Regions from separate parts of the Homo sapiens genome. Here all the other regions are linked to region 2. The links are chromatin contacts, found by Hi-C or POLR2A ChIA-PET in ENCODE. All regions are on one chromosome and are shown on one strand. The core of a region is the stretch at or near the end of the contact, and the rest is flanking DNA. Distances in the headings are between cores, read along the strand shown. Region 1 has its middle 38 kb from the start of HOXB1. Region 2 holds the start of CBX1 (chromobox 1). Region 3 overlaps KPNB1 (karyopherin subunit beta 1).

What was found. A loop is a pair of places that touch in the nucleus more often than their neighbours do. ChIA-PET counts read pairs that join two places held with the same protein, here RNA polymerase II (POLR2A). Pooled maps may share reads with other maps.
Region 1: a loop to region 2 is called in a pooled map, with 2.8 times the contacts of the local background. The contact joins the enhancer-like site here to the promoter of CBX1 in region 2. A Hi-C loop is called at or near these places in 5 of 50 pooled maps. POLR2A ChIA-PET finds 5 or more read pairs at or near these places in 2 of 52 experiments (PC-9 and activated T-cell).
Region 3: a loop to region 2 is called in a map of CD8-positive, alpha-beta T cell, with 3 times the contacts of the local background. The contact joins the enhancer-like site here to the promoter of CBX1 in region 2. A Hi-C loop is called at or near these places in 1 of 168 maps with a recorded cell type or tissue (CD8-positive, alpha-beta T cell) and 2 of 50 pooled maps. POLR2A ChIA-PET finds 5 or more read pairs at or near these places in 3 of 52 experiments (PC-9, Panc1 and activated B cell).

Annotation. Positions count from the first base shown.
Region 1 is chr17:48,491,256-48,495,105 of GRCh38, forward strand. No RefSeq gene overlaps it. Among named protein-coding and RNA genes, the nearest start is that of HOXB1, 38 kb to the right of the region's middle. Within about 2 kb of position 1,441, at least 6 of the 41 ENCODE cell types and tissues checked have a DNase peak (open chromatin) inside an H3K27ac peak, as active enhancers do.
Region 2 is chr17:48,099,669-48,103,167 of GRCh38, forward strand. CBX1 (chromobox 1) reads right to left here and starts at 1,810. Exons shown (of 5, transcript NM_001127228.2): 1 at 1,600-1,810. RefSeq lists enhancers at 1,543-2,142, 1,969-2,228 and a silencer at 1,549-1,598.
Region 3 is chr17:47,658,603-47,662,141 of GRCh38, forward strand. KPNB1 (karyopherin subunit beta 1) reads left to right here. Exons shown (of 22, transcript NM_002265.6): 5 at 1-58; 6 at 2,517-2,576. Among named protein-coding and RNA genes, the nearest start is that of KPNB1, 10 kb to the left of the region's middle. RefSeq lists an enhancer at 1,556-1,705. Within about 2 kb of position 1,734, at least 7 of the 41 ENCODE cell types and tissues checked have a DNase peak (open chromatin) inside an H3K27ac peak, as active enhancers do; they include CD8-positive, alpha-beta T cell, where a contact is called at or near this core.

The DNA of each region.
Region 1 (3,850 bases), core at 191-2,690, 390 kb after region 2:
AACCCCAATTTTGGACCTCCAAATTTGGGAAATTGGGGTTCATGTGGGTTCTTGACTTCATGCAGGAAGGAATTCAAGAGTGAACCAATACAGTGAAGTGAAAGAAAGTTCATTAAAAAAGTAAAAGAATAGTCCAGGTGCGGTGGCTCACGCCCGTAATCCAAACACTTTGGGAGGCTGAGGCAGGTGGATCACCTGAAGTCAGGAGTTCTAGACCAGCCTGGTCAACATGGTGAAGCCCCATCTCTACTAAAAGTACAAAAATTAGCTGAGTGTGGTGGTGGGTGTCTGTAATCACAGCTACTCAGGAGGCTGAGGCAGGAGAATTGCTTGAACTCAGGAGGCAGAGGTTGCAGTGAGCCGAGATCATGCCACTGCACTCCAGCCTGGGCAACACAGCAAGACTCTGTCTCAAGAAAAAAAAAAAGTAAAAGAATAAAAGGGTGGCTACTCCATAAGCAGAGCAGCCCCAAGTGCTGCTGGTTGGCTATTTTTACGGTTGTTTATTGGTCATATGAATTTTCCAGGAAAGAGGTGGGGGAATTCCCAGAAGTGAGGGTTCCTTCCTCTTTCAGACAATATAGAGTAATTTCCAGACATTGTCATGGTGTTTGTAAACTGTCATGGCACTAGTAGAGTGTTTTTTAGCATGTTAATATATTATAATTAATGTATAATGAGCAGTGAGGATGATTGGAGCTCATTTTCGTCACCATCTTGGTTTTGGTAGGTTTTGGCCAGCTTTTTTACATCTCATTTTATCAGATGGATCTTTGTGACCTGTACCTTGCAAAACAAGTCCTACCCAACTCCTGTCTCACTTTGAAGTCTAGGTTAGAAGAATCTCTAAAGACAGGAGGCCTCCCATATGTCAAAGAGGAAGGGAGGTTCCAAGTTCAGGGCCAGGAACAGAAATAGAGAAAGGAAGGACTATCAGGCAGGAGGAACCTTTCCCCTCTCCTTGGGAGGACACAAAATCACCAGGGAACAAAAAGAATGTCCTTTCTCTACCCTAAGTGATTCCTAACCACCATCCCCCAGCCCCCCAATCCCACCCCCAGCCCCCCACCCACCCCCACCCCCGCGCTGCTTTTCCTGATCTGGCAAAGAGAGAGTTCCCTTGCCCTTGCAGTAGACCCTTGGGCCAGGCCAGACCAGCTGACCACACACCAAGGAATCCCAGGACTGGGAAAGAGTGGGAGCATCCAGGTCAAGGGTCCTCTCCAGCCCCAGCCCCCACCGCAGCTGAAGGAATGCCGCAGGTGCAGTTTCCCAGCAGGATGGAGATGGTGCCTCTGTTCTTGACCGAAATTGTTTTCAGGACTGTACCTGCGTGAGATAGTGAGAGGGAGAGGGGCGAAGGGACGAAGGCGCGCCCGGAGAGGCGCGCGGGAATGCGGGAGCCGCGGGCGCAGAGGCCGCCGCTAGGGTGCAGCTGTGGGCTGACGTGGGAGCCAGGCCTGGGGTGGAGCCGCGCCGGAGCCGGGCCGGCAGCGCTGGCGAGGAGGTTCGGGTGTTGTGTTTCCACTGTAACTATAATTAGGCGGATTCAGTGTTTATTTAGGCTGAGAGCTGTAAGATAAATGACAGCTTCGAAGATGCTTTTCAGCACTTCGTAAATCACCCATCCGCCCGGGCAGTTTGCTGCTGCCACGTCTCGGTTCTCCCTCCGCGCGCTCCCTGTCCCCCCACTCACCTCGGAAGAGGGCACACCCGGGGACGACTCCGGAGCTGTCACCACAAAGGGCAGGAGGGCAAAGGGGAAATGGTGTCTGTGCTTCCCAGAGCCCTCAGCGCCCCGGAAGGGTACGGGGCAGCCTCCAGGAAAGCTGTCAGGAGACGCTTCCTCCCGAGGTGGTCCCGGCGGCCAAGTGGGGCTCGGTTGACGGGCAGGCTTGCCCTCCTCTGGGAGAATATGGTCTCTAATCGGCTCTAATTCAAGATCTCTTCCCTGTGCCCTGATGACACATCTGGAGATTTACAGGAGACGTTTGAGAAATATTTATAGTATGGGGACCGTTCTTTACCCTCCTGTGACTGTCTGCGCCTCTCTTGGGGGCTCAGGGTGGAAGGGCCCATGCCCTTTCCCATGGGAGAGTGCATTCTTGGAGAGGGTTGTGGACAGCAGGCCTGTCTCCCAGTGGGAGTTTGGAGCTCTCATGTCATTAGAAAGGGCAAAGACCTGGATGGCAACCCACCCTGCCTAGCCAGGCCTGGGCCTGATCAGTTCCCTTCGCAGGAAAAGGGAGCTCGGTGTGGGGAGGCCAGCGTTGGGCTCATCAGGCTTTGACTAGAAGCATCTAAACAGACCCAATGCAGAGGTGATTAACCCAACAGGGACCTGAATATGGTCCCTGGACCAGCGCCTTCCCTCACAGAAGTTTTGAATCAGAGTGGGTACTGCAGGGGCTCATGTCACACGTCAGGGCCAGCGCCATGGACCCTTCTCCCAGTATGGAAACTGGGAGAAGGAAATTAGTCTTGTGTAAAAGGAAACTGGATTTGGGGAAATTAGTCTTGTGAAAAATAACAAGTTAGCCTCTTTAGTAGAGATGGGGTTTCACCATGTTGGCCAGGCTGGTCTTGAACTCCTGACCTTGTGATCCACACGCCTCGGCCTCCCAAAGTGCTGGGATTACAGGTGTGAGCCACCCGCACCCGATTAGCTGGGCATGATGGCACGCGCCTGTAATCCCAGCTACCCGGGAGGCTGAGGCAGGCGAATCACTCGAACCCGGGAGGCGGAGGTTGCAGTGAGCCGAGATCACGCCATTGCACTCCAGCCTGGGCCACAGGGCGAGGCTCCATCTCAAAACAAAACAAAACGAAACAAAAAACAAACAACAACAACAAAAAACAAGTTAGCCTTCAGCAGCCAATAAGCCCTATAATTTTCTTATGAGGCCCATGATGCCAGGTTAGGTCATTCATGGTTTGGGAAGGTCCAGCCAAGCCACCAAGGAGACTGATTCCTGGCTTCAGACATCAAAGTACTGCTGAACTGGGGAGGGGCACCACACCACCACTGCTCTTTTCCCCATGCACAGACCTCCCCAAGGGATCTGCATTACCCCAGAGAGCAGAGCCATCTTCCCGCATCGAATGTGTGCGTATTGATACGTAAGGCACCATGGCCCCTGGGTTCTACGGCTACGATCCTCACTGCCCATGCCATGCCTCTAGGCCAAAATGCACCCAGCAAAGGAGTACATAGGCCAAATTCTGGCTTCAGAGATTGGAAGATTATCTATTGACATTTGTATTTGGTAGGGCATGAACGAGGTTGTTCTTTCTCCCACAAGGAAACCAAGCCGAGAGAACAGATGTAGTGGATCAAGTCCCCAATTCAGAGGCTCTGAGTCATTCTGTTAGTGTTGGATAACCCTGGGAGCTGTGTCAGGGTTTCATTCAGCTCTTCATTTATTCAGCACATATGACACACCTTCTCTGTGCTAGGTGTTGAAAATAAAATGATTAAAGACACGATTTCTTCAGCTTCTACTCTCATGTAAGAGATGGGAATAAAACAAATAATTACAAACGGGCTATAGTGGAGATGTATACAAAATAGGATGGAGTCTGGTACCTACTTAGCAAGGGTGATTCCTCTATCAGCAAGTGAGCCCAGTTCTCCATAGTGGGGCATTGCTGAAGTCTGAGTAACGCTGTTAAAAACAAACAAACAAAGAAACAAACAAAAATTATAGAGCCATGGTTAAGAGCATGGACTCTACAGTGAGACATATTTGAGTTTGAATTCCAACCCTGCCACTTACTGATTTCGGGATCTTGGGCAAGTTGTTTGACTTCCTTGTACCTCTTCTACAAAATGGGAATAATAACTGTTGCT
Region 2 (3,499 bases), core at 560-3,059:
CAAACTGCTGATGTGACTCTTAACACAATTGAGGAGGCTACTTTACCCTGGGCTAGGGGTTCTAGTATATAACTGATTATAGCTGAACTTTTTGTAAATTCCACCTCAATTGCGTTAAACCAACACGTCTAAATGTAACACCAATTTATGAAAAACCCTCATTTGAAACTTTGAAAAAGAGGTAAAATATGGCCAGGCGCAGTGGCTCACGCCTATAATCCCAGCACTTTGGGAGGCCGACGCGGGAGGATCACGAGGTCAGGAGTTCGAGACCAGCGTGACCAGTACGGTGAAACCCCGTCTCTACTAAAAATACAAAAATTAGCCGGGCGTGGTGGCGTGTGCCTGTAATCCCAGCTAGTCGGGAGGCTGAGGCAAGAGAATCGCATGAATCCGGGAGGTGGAGGTTGCAGTGAGCCAAGATCGCACCACTGCACTCCAGCCTGGGCAACAGAGGAAGACTCTTCTCAAAAAAAAAAAAAAAAAGAGGTAAAATATAGCTCACTCTATTCAAATTTTCCAACAAGGAAAAGCTGGCTAAAAACAGAAGGGCCCACGAAACAAATATTACCTCACAATCTCACATAATTTTCCTATGTCTCCCAATTTCTCGCACCTCACACGATCTCACAATCTCTCACTACCTCACGCCGTTCCTCAACTATTAACTCATCTACATATTTTTACAATTTCATCACCTTTGTGAGACCAGTTACGATCCCACACAAAAACGTACGGAACTAATTTTGAATCAAAGCAAGAACTGCACTTGGACTTTTTTAACTCCCCAAAGGAATCATGGAGTGAAGGTAGTAGGAAACCTGGAAAACTGAAAAAAGCGTATTCCATCCTTTCTTCGCACATTATTCTTACAGCCTCCCCACTGTAAGGACCCATCAGGATGCAAGGGCGGCCTGCTTTCCCCTTTTTTCTTACATACCTTATAGAAATATTCTCGGGATCTCCGCCCTACTTATCCTAACAGCTCCTCCCCTTCCAGAGTCAGGCCCAGCAAACGCCTGCCCCTCCCCCTCCGTGTCCCCTTTCCCAATTTATTCCACACATCTCCTCCTCCAATCAGCACACCTTGTGCGGCCCTGGGCCCTCTTCCAATTCACTCGACGTTACTCCTCCGTAGTCCTGCAAAGCCAGGTTCCTCTGGCAGTCCCAGCCGGACCCGGCGTCTTCCGAATACAGTTACAAACCTCGGGTTGTGCGGTCGTATGCGCCTCCTCACGCCTATCCAAGCCTCAAGCCTGTCCCCTTCCGCCCTATCCCGCAGCCGCCCAGCCAAGCAACATTGTTCCAGACCACCCGGGCCCCGAAGAGCGGCCCCCAAGTGCTCGGCCCACCCCCAAGCACTCAGTCTCTGGCTCAGGATTCGCGCCCCGCCCTCTCCATCCTTCACGCAGCTGGCACCGACGCCTCAGCGACAGGCGAAGAGCTCAGCGCGGGAAGCGGAGAAGCAGGACGCTGGACCCGGGCGCGCTCCCCGCTCCTAACCTCCGCCTCGAAAGCGCGTTCCCTCACGCAGGGCTCCCGCCGCCGCCGCCGCCGCGCCCCCTCCCCCAGCTCTCCCGCCTCCAGCGGGCTCCTCACCTCAGAGCAGCGCCCAAGAGCCCGAGAGGAATCGGTGCTGCGCTGCTGGCGCGTCGCGTCGGGTCGCCTGGGGGAGTGGCGCCCAGGAAGGCAGCAAGCCGGGTGGCCGCAGTGGCGTCCCTCACTGAAGCGGCGTACCGCAGGCCCCGGCCAACGGCCCTCCCCTCAGCCGAACAAAAGAGCCTCGCAGTCTGCGCTGCCCGCCGCTCGCACCGCGCAGGCGCAACGACCCGCCGCACGGCACCATGGGCCTCGGGGGTCTGTCCAAGACTACAAGGCCCGAAGCGCCGCGCGCCGCGCACGCACAGTAGGCGAGGGTGGTAGGGACTTATAGTTTTTAAACTGTAACGGTGGAGAGATTGCAGCGTAGAGCGTTGTAACCTAGAATATTAGAACATATGGGCCAGGGGCAGTCGCTCACGCCTGTCATCCCAGCACTTTGGGAGGCCGAGGCGGGTGGATCACCTGAGGTCAGGGGTTCGAGACCAGTCTTACCAACAAGGTGAAACCCTGTCTCTACTAAAAATGCAAAAATTAGCCGAGCGTGGTGGCAGGTGCCTGTAGTCCCAGCTACTCAGGAGGCTGAGACAAGAATTGCTTGAACTTGGGAGGCGGAGCTTGCAGTGAGCCGAGATCCAGCCACTGCGATCCAGCCTGGGCGATGGAGCGAGACTCCATCTCAAAAAAAAAAAAAAAAAAAAATTAGAACATATGATTTTTATAAGCGAGCCCCCTGATGCTTGGCCCCCAAAAAATCAACCACTTCTGGACAGTTCTGTAATTCACATCCTCAAAATTTTTGAATCTTAGATTCTTCACCAGAACTTTATCATATCGCCGCTGCCTCAAATTTCCAATGATTTCTTAGTCCTCAATCTCTGCCTCCTCAAATCTCTGTAAAATTCCTACTCACGCCGGCACGGTGGCTCAAGCCTATAATCCCAACACTTGGGGAGGCGGAGGTGGGTGGATCACTTGAGGTCAGGGTTTCAAGACCAGCCTGGCCAACATGGTGAAACCCCATCTCTACTAAAATACAAAAATTAGCTGGGCGTCGTGGCGGGCGCCTGTAGTGCCAGCTACTCGGGAGGCTGAGGGAGGAGAATCGCTTGAACCCAGGAGGTGGAGGTTACAGTGAGCCGAGATCGCGCCATTGCACTCCAGCCTGGGCAACAAGAGCGAAACTTCGTCTAAAAAAAAAAATACTGTTCAGTGTTAAGATTACTTCCCCTTTGAGGTCTTCCCTGATTCCCTAGAGTAGGTTAGGTCCCCCCATAGGCCTCTCATAGCTTCCTGAATTTCCCCCTTTTCACTGGCTGCGCCACAAAAATGTCCTCTTTTTCATTGTAAGTTGTGCTCACCTTTTTCAGTGTCATTAATCTCCGTCAGCACCTTTCACCCAATCATCCCAAGGAAACACACAATTAGGAAAAAAACATGTTTTTAAGCCACAATATAACTAAAGTTTTATTTTTTTATTTTAAAGTATCCTTCTAATCAGGAGGAAGAGGGAAACTCTATTGCACTCTACCCCAAAAGGCAAGAGTTTGCATTTATAAGACAGTTTTGCTGATGCAGGCACTGTTCAGGGCAGGAGTTTGCATTTATAAGACAGTTTTGCTGATGCAGGCACTGTTCACGGCTCTGGAGAACTGTCATGTAAGAAAAACCCAGCCCAGCAATATCATAATAGAGTTTAGTTAAAAGGGCTTCAAGAAAGCACAGAGAAGATGAGAGGTGAAGCCAGCTGGACTTCCTGGGTCGAGTGGGGACTTGGAGAACTTTTCTGTCTTACAAGAGGATTGTGAAATGCACCAATCAGCGCTCTATACCTAGCAAGGGGATTGTAAAATATACCAATCAGCACTCTGTAAAAACACACCAATCAGCCCTCTGTAGC
Region 3 (3,539 bases), core at 484-2,983, 440 kb before region 2:
TGCTACGAATGCACTCCTGAACTCATTGGAGTTCACCAAAGCAAACTTTGATAAAGAGGTAAGTTTTTTGACAATAAGGTATAGATTCAGACAGTAAGGGATGAAAGAGTTGAATGAAAGTTTTTTGTTTTGTTTTCTTAAGTTTATGGTTTAGAAAGTACCACCTACTTAAAAGTATTTGTTTCCAGTTTAGTCGAGTTCGTATTGTGTGAGATATCCCCATGGAGTGTTTGCCGTTTCTCATCATGCTTTTGGAAATAAAGTGTTTCTAAGCTTAGGTTTTTCCTTTTGCAGTCCAAAGTGTGGAATGTTGTTGGGTTTTTTTAAATTATAGGGCATGGTGGTGCATACTGGTACTCCAGCTACTTCAGAGGCTAAGGCGGGAGGATTGCTTGAGTCCAGTTATTCAAGGCCAGCCTGGGCAACAAAGTCAGATATCGTCCCTTAAAAAAAAGAAAGGAATAGGCTGGGCGATGTGGCTTAAGCCTGTAATCCCAGCACTTTGGGAGGCTGAGGCGGGTGGATCATCAGGTCAGGAGTTTGAGACCAGCCTGACGAACATGGTGAAACCCCATCTCTACTAAAAATACAAAAAAATTAGCCGGGTGTGGTGGCGTGCGCCTGTAATCCCAGCTACTCAGGAGGCTGAGGCAGGAGAATCACTTGAACCTGGGAGGCAGAGGTTGCAGTGAGCCGAGATTGCAGCACTGTATTCCAGCCTGGGCGACAGAGCAAGACTGTCTCAAAAAAAATAAAAAATAAAAAAAATAAAAGAAAGAAATTATGGTATGTACTATATATGTTGGTTTACTTTGGTTTCTTTTAAGATTGTGTGAATCTTTTGCCTTGTACTAAAGATTTTGTGGAGGCCGGGTGCTGGGGCTCACATCCAGTAATCCCAACACTTTGGGCCACCAAGGCAAGAGGATCACTTGAAGCCAGGAGTTTGAGACTAGCCTGTGCAACGTAACAAAACCCTGTCTCTAAAAAAATTTCTGTGGAGAAGAACAACTGAGTTGTTAACCAGTTTTGTGAGCTCTTGTGTTTACAGGGCTTATAATGGAAAAAAAATAATGAAAAATGAAATAAATAAAAATTATAGCAATTGGTCTGTTTCATACCACCTTAGGAAGGTGTTTTTAAGAAACAGGATATATAGCCAGGTGCTTTGGCACATGCCTGTAATCCCAGCTACTTGGGAAGCTGAGGTGGGAGGATCACTTGAGCCTGGGAGTTCAAGGCTCAAGATTTCACCACTGTACTTCAGCCTGGGCAACAGTGCAAGACTCTGTCTCCAAAAAAAAAAAATATATATATATGTATATGTATGTGTATGTATAATATATATGTAAACATTTTGGCTGAAAATGCAATGAATAACATAAAATTTACCATCTTAAATCATTTTTAAATGTATAGTTAGTTAAGTAGATTCACATTGCTGTGGAAACAATCTCCAGAACTTTTTCATCTTGCAAAACTGAAACTGTACATACTGAACAACAACTCCTCATTTCCCCCTTTCTCAGCCACTGGTAACGACCATTTTACTTTCAGTTTCTATGTATTTTACTACTCTAACGAAATACCTTACGTAAGTGGAATCATATTTGTCTTTTTGCGACTGGTTTGTTTTACTTAGTATGATGTCCTCGAGATTCATCTAAGGGGTAGCATTTGTCAAAATTGGCTTTTTAAGGGTGATTAATATTCCATTATATGTATATGCCACATTTTGTTTATCTAGTCTTCCATCCATGGCCATTTGGTTTGCATCCACCTTTTGGCTATTGTGGGTAATGCTGCTATGAACATGGGCATGCATGTGTATCTTTGAGACTCTGCTTTCAGTTCTTTAGGGTAAATACCGACAAGTAAAATTGCCAGGGTCATGGTCTGAAAGTATTTCTGTATATATGTTTGTTGACACTTCAGCTGGGTTTTTACCATTTCTTGACTTTGGAAAGGTCTGAAACCCCAGAGCAAATGGCAATTCTAATTGATTAGAAAACTGGATTTTTCCTTAATAGATTTTGGAAGATTTAGGAGGGTAGCACATAAAGTTCATTCTCCCTTTTCTCACCACATTTGATGTGAATTTGCTACCTCTCAGAAAACAAATTTGGTCTCTGAAATAAAGCAGATGTTTTGAATTCTCTTATATAAGGAAACTGATTTTCCTACATGTAAATTTTTATCTTTTAACCATTTTTATTTAAAACTTGTGACCTACATTTTTCTGTTTCCTCCCTGAAGTCTTTGTTAGTGGTCATTTTGGAGATTAAAAGATTAGGGACCTCATTGGAGGGCAAGTCACATAGCAGACACCGAAGGTAAACTCTTTATAGCCTTTATAGTGCTGTACCATCTCAAGGGAGAGTGGCTTGATTGTACCAGGCAGGGCTGTGTGGGGCCCTGAGGGGGAGTGAGAGGTTTTCCTTGTAGAGGGAGTCTGGAAATCTTCCTACGTACAGGTTATGCTCTCCTAATTCTCTTTATTTTTATTCCTCCTACAGTCTGAAAGGCACTTTATTATGCAGGTGGTCTGTGAAGCCACACAGTGTCCAGATACGAGGGTAAGTGTGAGGTTATATGAAAAATCTGTCTTACATCTTTCTTAGGAAATGTCAAATCTAATATAAGTTTGAAATACTGGGAATCAGTTGACTTCAGCAATAAGGTTTGATTAATATTGTTACTAATAATTAATATTCTGGCTGGGCATGGTGGCTCACACCTGTAATCCCAGCACTTAGGGAGGCCATGGCAGGCAGTTCACCTGAGGTTAGGAGTTTCATACCAGTCTGGCCAACATGGTGAAACCCTGTCTCTACTAAAAATAAAAAAAAATTAGCTGGGTGTGGTGGCACGTGCCTGTAGTCCCAGCTGCTGGGGAGGCTGAGGTACAAGAATCGCTTGAACCTGGGAGGTGGAGGTTGCAGTGAGCCAAGATCATGCCACTGCAAACAGACTCCATCTCAAAAAATAATAATGATAATTAATAAAAACATTAGAGAAGAGGGAAGAATTGTCATGGAAGTTGCCATCCTCTTAAAAAAGGTTTAAGGTGCCAGTGTGGTGGCTCACACTATAATCCCAGCAATTTGGGAGGCCAAAGCAGGAGGATCACTGAGGTCAGGAGTTGGAGACCAAACTGGGCAACATAGTGACACCATCTCTACTAAAAAATATGTATACACAAATAAACAGTTAAGGGAGAAAAGGTTTTCGATCAGCTTCGCTACTTCATTGCCGTAGGTTATTCAAGCCATTTCTACTAAAAAATATATATACACAAACAGTTAAGGGAGAAAAGGTTTTTGATCAGCTTTGCTACTTTATTGCCATAGGTTATTCAAGTGATTGTTTTCCCCTGTAGCCATTAAAGCAGCTTTGCTATTGCTATACCCAAAACCTGACCCTTCAAGAAGATAGAAGTAATATCTTCAGTCTGAATAGTATTAGTGAATTTAGCCGTACCATGGGTTCCACACGCACCTTTAATGCAAAAAAAAAGACTGAGGCCAGGCGCGGTGGCT